2 separate regions of the Mus musculus genome follow, and region 2 is linked to region 1. A link is a loop called in an ENCODE intact Hi-C map of the cell type or tissue named here. Cell type or tissue: left cerebral cortex. All regions are shown on one strand. Links, peaks and the distances in the headings refer to the core of each region. The heading gives the core; the rest is flanking DNA.

What was found. Peaks named below come from ENCODE experiments on the same cell type or tissue, not always from the same donor. Only the 100,000 strongest peaks of a DNase experiment are listed, where the experiment ranks them.
Region 2: it touches region 1 in a loop (5-fold over the local background); 3 of 42 quality-filtered maps call a loop at or near these places.

What each region holds. Positions count from the first base shown.
Region 1 is chr7:40,895,714-40,898,934 of GRCm38, reverse strand. A230077H06Rik (RIKEN cDNA A230077H06 gene) reads left to right here and starts at 611. Exons shown (of 5, transcript NR_040329.1): 1 at 611-736. It also overlaps a transcript of Vstm2b not described here. In left cerebral cortex, for the core only: a CTCF peak has its summit at 1,687; DNase peaks (open chromatin) are centred at 473, 656, 1,050 and 1,712; H3K4me3 peaks cover 724 bases; H3K27ac peaks cover 469 bases.
Region 2 is chr7:40,822,664-40,825,884 of GRCm38, reverse strand. No RefSeq gene overlaps it. Among named protein-coding and RNA genes, the nearest start is that of Gm51479, 69 kb to the left of the region's middle. In left cerebral cortex, for the core only: no CTCF peak of the experiment used is centred there; DNase peaks (open chromatin) are centred at 386, 597, 1,424 and 1,782; H3K27ac peaks cover 863 bases.

The DNA.
Region 1 (3,221 bases), core at 276-2,775:
ACCTCCTCCGACTCCCGGGGAGCTCTCCCGCCGCCGCCCCCGCTGGTTTCTCCACCGCTCACTCTTCAAGGCGAGTGGGCGCTCAGCCGCGGCGTGCAGACCTGGCGTCCGACCGTAGCGCAGCGCGGGGAGAGCGGGTCCAGCGTGGCCGACCCGCAGCCCGAGAGAGGCGGGGAAAGGGGGGAGGGGAGAGGAATGGAGGGGGCGGTCAGTGGCTGGGTGGCGAGCAGCCTCCTCCACAGCATCACCCCCGCCCTCCTCTCGGAGTCCGCCCCGCCCCTACCCCGTCGTCCCCCACCTCCCGCCCCCGCCGCGGGGTCATTCGTAGCGACCACCATCTCTCTAGCTGCAGCGCAACCCCACCCCGCGTCTGCTTTGCTTAGGGGGTCCTCCCACCCAAACTCCTGGCTTCTTCCCAGTGTCCATCTCTGGAGACAGCTGCTCCACCCTGCTTTCTGTGTGTCCCCCACCCTCTCCGCAGCCCCCAGTGTCTCCAACTCCTTACCCAGGTTTGGACCACGAGCCACGCCACTCTTTGGCCCAGACCCGGGCCATGGCGGGTGGGTGGGCTCCAGGGGAATGCAAGAAGGGAGGAGTGCTATGTCCGGCCAGCAGCAAGACCAAGTGACAGTGAAGACTAGGAGTCCGCAGTGTGGGAACAAGAACTGAGCGTCCAGCGCCGGGCGAGCAGGTGCCTGTGGCGCGGAGCGCACCAGGGAGCCAGCAGGCAGTGGCCGTGAGTGACAGCAGAGGTGGTGCGGGTGGGGTGAAATGGGGAGCGCCGGGCACGACTCAGGGCTCAGGAGGTTTCTGGGTGGGGACCGTCTTCCTGCCCAGAGAGAGGGCTAGTCCCTGTGTCCTTGCAAGCAAGCTCTTCCTGGCCATTTCCCACTCTGTACCCAAAGCAAAGGGGATCCTCCAGCCCCCGGGTGGAAGCAGGCAGAGGTGGAGTACACGTTCCAGAGCCCATCCTCCACGCTTGCATCTTCTGTATCCCTGAACCTTCCCTGGCCTTCACCTAGAATGGGTCATATCTTTTAGCCACCTAGAGAGTTCAGTCTGCCTTCCTAAGGGGTGTGTGGGTGGATGAGATAGTTCAGTCCAGGCACAAGGGCTTGGGAGAGCCATAGAGCTCTCCTTGGGTCTCTCTCTTCCTCAAGGGATCCCCCAGCTAGTGGTCTGGTCTGGTCTCATTACTTGGCTTTATCTTAACTTATGGAGGCACATCCCAGTGAACTTCCCCTGAATGCTAGAGCTCTCCAAGTATCTCTGACAATGAGCTACTGGTTAGTGAAGACAGAAGACCAAAAAGGAAATAATTTCCCAGTGGCCACCCTTGTCTAAGACAACAGGAACACAGTTCCAGAGAAGAAGCTGGTAGCTCTTTGTAAGCTTTCCCCTCACCAGTGAGGACCACGGGCACTGCATTCTTCTGCCCCTCCTCTTCCTTATGTGGCCAATGGGTCATTTTCACCCTGTGGTCACTCGCTGATGCTCTGTGAGCAGAAAGCCTTGTAGACCTTTCATTCAGGGTCCCCATTGCCTGTTCCCTCTACATATATGTATACATACTTTGGCCTGCCTCCCCCTGAACATTCCACCACTCTTTAGAAACCACCATAGGTCTGTGAATGCAAGACCTTGCAGGTCTCTTGCCGTCCTCAGCTTTTGAAGGGAGGGGGCAGACTTGCATCGTGCTACACAGGAGGACCATGGCAGGTTTCTAAGGGAGCAGTTGGAGAATTGATTCCAAGCAGGGATATGATGACATGAGCTATCCCACTGTGCATTGGCTTGTTTGGAGAGGCAGTGAGTTTCTCTCCCAGTACCAGATTCAATCAAGGACTGATGGCCAGTGACCAGGCTTGCTGGAGGGATGCCAGCAGCTACAGGGAGGTACGCTTTGGTCACTCTGAAGGTCTGTGGATTCTTTCCACCCGTTCTGTCTGGTGGGGATTTTTTTGCCTGTGTCATACGTTGGTGTTACTGTCGTAGTAGAATAATAGTAATAGCTGCTTGACATCGTGTGCGTGTCACATAGCAGACACTGGGTGCACACTTTCTATGCATCAGTTCTCAACATGACAGCTAAGAGGTCCTTATCAAACCTATAAGACCACCCTCTCCTACTCAGAAGCCTACAGTGGCTCCCGCTCCAGTCAGTACAAATACCAGGGGACTCCCAAGGTCAACTGATTGCCTTCTTCATCTTTACCTTTCCCTCCCTTCTATCCTTCCCCTGGCTCCTCTCTGGACAAGATCCTCCCTCCTGCAGTGCAACACACTAGGCCCACCCTAGGGCCTTTGCATCAGCTACGCTATCTGGCTAAGATATACCTCTTCCTAATATTCATGCTCTGATTTTTGTAAGGAGGACACTTTCTTAGCTAGGCTCACCTACCTCTAACTGATGTTTAACTCTGCAGTCTGGAGCTCCCTCCCTCAGGGCTCCCTGTTTGTCTTTATGTCCCTTTCCTTGGAAGTAATCACCTTCCGTAATACGATTCAATGTCTTTTACTTATTGTCGTCCTTGGTTAATGTCTGCAAAGCTTTTGTCTACATTGGTCACTGGGGCGTCTCTGGCTTTCAGCACAGGGATAGCTAGATGAGGTGGTTTCGGTGCATGTTTGGGGCGAGGTAGTTAAGGCTCAGAGAACTTGTGGAACTTTCCTAAAATCACACAACTGGCCAAGTCAACCTAGGTCTTTCTTACTTTGGGTTATTTTTTCTTCTCCCTTCTCTTTTTCATTCCTTTTTTTTTCTTTCCAACATATACAACCATCTTCCACATCAAGAAAACCTAGAGCTCCTGAAAAAGAGCAGAGCTGACCTATTCAGCTCTGTGTTAATAGAAGCTGCTTGCCTGCCCAGGTAGATGGAGGACAGAATATGACCTTCCTCACTACCTTTAACATACAGGTGTGCTAGAGTCAAGAATGAACACCTTCAGTAGCCAAGAGTGGCTCTTGGCCGCCTTTGCTGGAGTTTCCTAGTGATAGGCAGGAGCTCTGGGATTCCTACCTTGTTCTGGCCTGGCTACTACCTCTGAAAAGAGAGCCAGATTTTTTCCTTACCTGTCCTTGGTGGGCCAGAGTGCTAATGCAGGCTCCTGTGTGTTCTCTAAGGGGGGGGTGCTTCTCTCTAGGGACACAGCAATTTAGCCCTACCCACTGCAAATATCCCTCCAGCACCTGCAGAGATGCCTTGCTAGCATGCACAC
Region 2 (3,221 bases), core at 325-2,824, 73 kb after region 1:
AAGGTTGTCAAAGGATAATGTCCATTAATGGTATGGTTTCTCCCAAGCAGGGAGGGATACAAGTAATATGAGGAAAAGAAAGAGGAAACCATGAGGGCATGTGTGCTTGTGGCTATGTGCCTGCACACAAAGGCTAGAGGAGGTCAGCCTCCATCTTATTGGTCTCACCTTTAAACACAGTATGATTTCCACCCCATCCCACAGGCTGGAAGATCAAGCCTCTGCCAGCTAAGTGACAGCCCTTCTTCTTCAGCCTGGGAGTGGTCTGGCAGAAGAATGTGATTTTTTTTTTTCAAATTTCCCTTCAAGTTTCCATCTGTTCACCCAGCAACCAAATTTATGCATGTTCAGACACCATCTGGGACTGTAGCCCCATTTCCCAATTTGAGGCATTTTTCCATTTTGTACTTAACATGCAAGATGGGGTGGTGGTCCAGAATAACAGCTCAGCTCAGACTGCCACGGCTCTGGGTGCCGACACAGGAATTTTCTCTGAGGAAAGAGAAAAGAAGAGGGGGTTTCGCTAAACTGGAATTTTGTTTTTGAGCCGTGAGGCTATTTCTTCTGGCTGGCATTTCAGTGGGCTCCCATCTGCTGGCAGCATTTCATGCTGGCTCTCTGTTGTCTCAACTGAGAGCGGATGATGTGCACCACTGAGCGTGTGGGCATATGTGTGTATGTGCATGTGTGTGTATATGTATGTGTGCATGTTTGTGAGTCCACGCCTCACAATGTTGACAATGCTTCTTAGTGCCTGTGATCTCCACACCTGGCGTGCTCATAGTCACCCAGCCATGCACCTGGAAAAGACTGAGCTTGGAGATAGAAAACACAGAGACTCCATAGGTTTGCAGCTTCCAAAGTCTTCAGAGTTCTCACACCTCTGTAGTGATTTTAACCATATTTAACTTAGGATCCAGAAAACCTGTCATATTTAGAACTGAACTATACTTTAAAAACTTGTTCCCTCGCCCCCATTTCAAAACAGATTCTAGTTTTCTGGGAGTGCCATGATTAGGTTAATCTCCTTTGTTATCTACTCTTGTCATATGACTTCTTGCTTGCAGATATTCTATAGGTAATATCCATCTTCACTATTACATTCATAGACAGTCAACTTCTAGTCCCAGAGAGTGGACTGCCAGGGCCTATTTAATTTGTTTGTGACAGAGTCTCCAAATAGAGCTCAGACCTAGAACTTGTGGTCCTATTTGCTCAGCTTCTTGACTACTGAGATCACAGGTCACAATGTCTGGCTGGGTATTGTCTTGAAGTCCTTATGTGCACCACAGTTTTTTCATGGTGCGTGTCCTCTTACTCTGCCTATCACTGTCCAAGAATCGCCAGTACTGTACCATTCTTTGAGGTGATGTGTGAACCTCTTCCTTATGCATTCCTTGTTCCCATAGTCTGGGTGCCAAATGCTTATAGGGTTTTAGAGGGAGTCTGGGCTTGAGTTCAAAATGCTTGTTGTTTGGAGGGCTCTTCTTTCTTAGTAGGTGGCAATTTACACAAAGAGAAGTAAATTGGGGATGTGGAAAGATTAGTCACCACAGTGTATACAGAGTTTTGCCTAGGGTCTAGCATCCACTTACACTCTATGCCTTACATTTGTTATCTGTGCTGTATTCTCAATTGGGGATTAACATGAAACGGTAGGAAGCAAGGAAAGTGATATGGATGAGGAATGTCAGCAACATGATCAATGATCAGAAGATCTTTCTTTCTTGGGTAGTTTACTTCTTGGCAAGTTCTGAATTCCTTGCTCTTTTGAGTGCTCCCACACTACTTCAAATCCCACACCCCCTCACTTCTTCCCTTTCCCTTTCTGCAGTACTGGCCATGCAACCTACGGCATTACATACGTTAAGCAAGAACTGTTCTGCTAAGTTACATCCCCATCCCTTCCCCATGCTTGTGGTTCTATGGATGTAACTCATGTCCCTGCACATGTTAGGCAGGCACTGGAACACTGAGCTCCATCTAAGGCCCCCTTTTAACTTGTAATTTTGACACAGAATCTTACTAAACTGATAATGTTGGCTGTGAACTTAATAACCTCCTGCCTAGACCTCCTAAGTAGTATTATAGGCTTTTATAACATATAGCCCTGCCAATGCATTGATATCCTAGCCCTGAGGTAGTAGTTTGCACAAGCAGGGGATTTGAGAGGAGTTTCACTAATGAACCATATCTCATAAGAGAGGCTTAAGGATATTTCTCATCCCTTCCACTGAAGTTGTGGATGTATTCAGAAGACAACTGTTTGTGATGAAGGGAACTTCAACTAACACTAAACCTGCTGGCACATTGGCCTTATATTTCTGAATTCTCCAGTACTATTAAGAATACCTTTCTATTGTTTTAAGTCACTGAGTCTGTCTTGTTAAAACATCCTGAATGGACCACAACACCATTGCATGCCATTCCCCTGATCCTTTGATGGGCCTTGGTGTGGTACTTAGGATCCACATTCTCCGTAGAACAAAATGTAGGATGCTGGCTGAGGCTTAAGTATTCCTGACTCCTTGCCCCTAGCTGATGCTTACTGTCTGTAACATTTAGTCCCATCCTATCCTTGGAGGCAAACTTCTAAGCACTCTTCAAGACCCAAATGTCAGGTATCGCCTCTCCTAGGAAGTTTTCTAGTCCCCAGGGTGTTTCATCTAAGTACTTTGTGGTACTGACAGCCAGTGGGTCTGCTGGCTGACTTCTCCTTCCTGTGTGCTCCTGAGATAAGATGCTGTAATTTGCACCTCAAGGGGTCAGCACTTGCTAAATTAGTAGCAGAAAATTCTGGACAATGACATAGCCATCTCGTGTGCACAAGCATCTCTCGGCTCTCATGTGCTGGAATATTTGTATGTAGAGCTCAGTGTTCTTTTATGAGGGCTCAAAGCTCAGGACCCTGAACCCTTTCCTTTTAATTTCAGTACTAGGGCTGAAGCCCCTCTGGCCAGGATCCCCTCTGAAACAATGACCTAGAAGCATCTACAAATGACAAGCCAATATAGCCTGGTTTGCAGAGGGTACAGTTTGAGGTTTGAGTAGGAAGTTCATGTTATACACTTCCTTGTAATTAGAAACTAACCAGATGTGGCTTCCCAGCTGGTCAGTGTTGCCAGGTTGGAGTCTCAGTTGTAGCTGTCTGTGGCATGGATTCTGGGGAGACAAGCATGCCTACTTAATGCCCATCTAGCCTCTGCTGCACACCAAGGGCA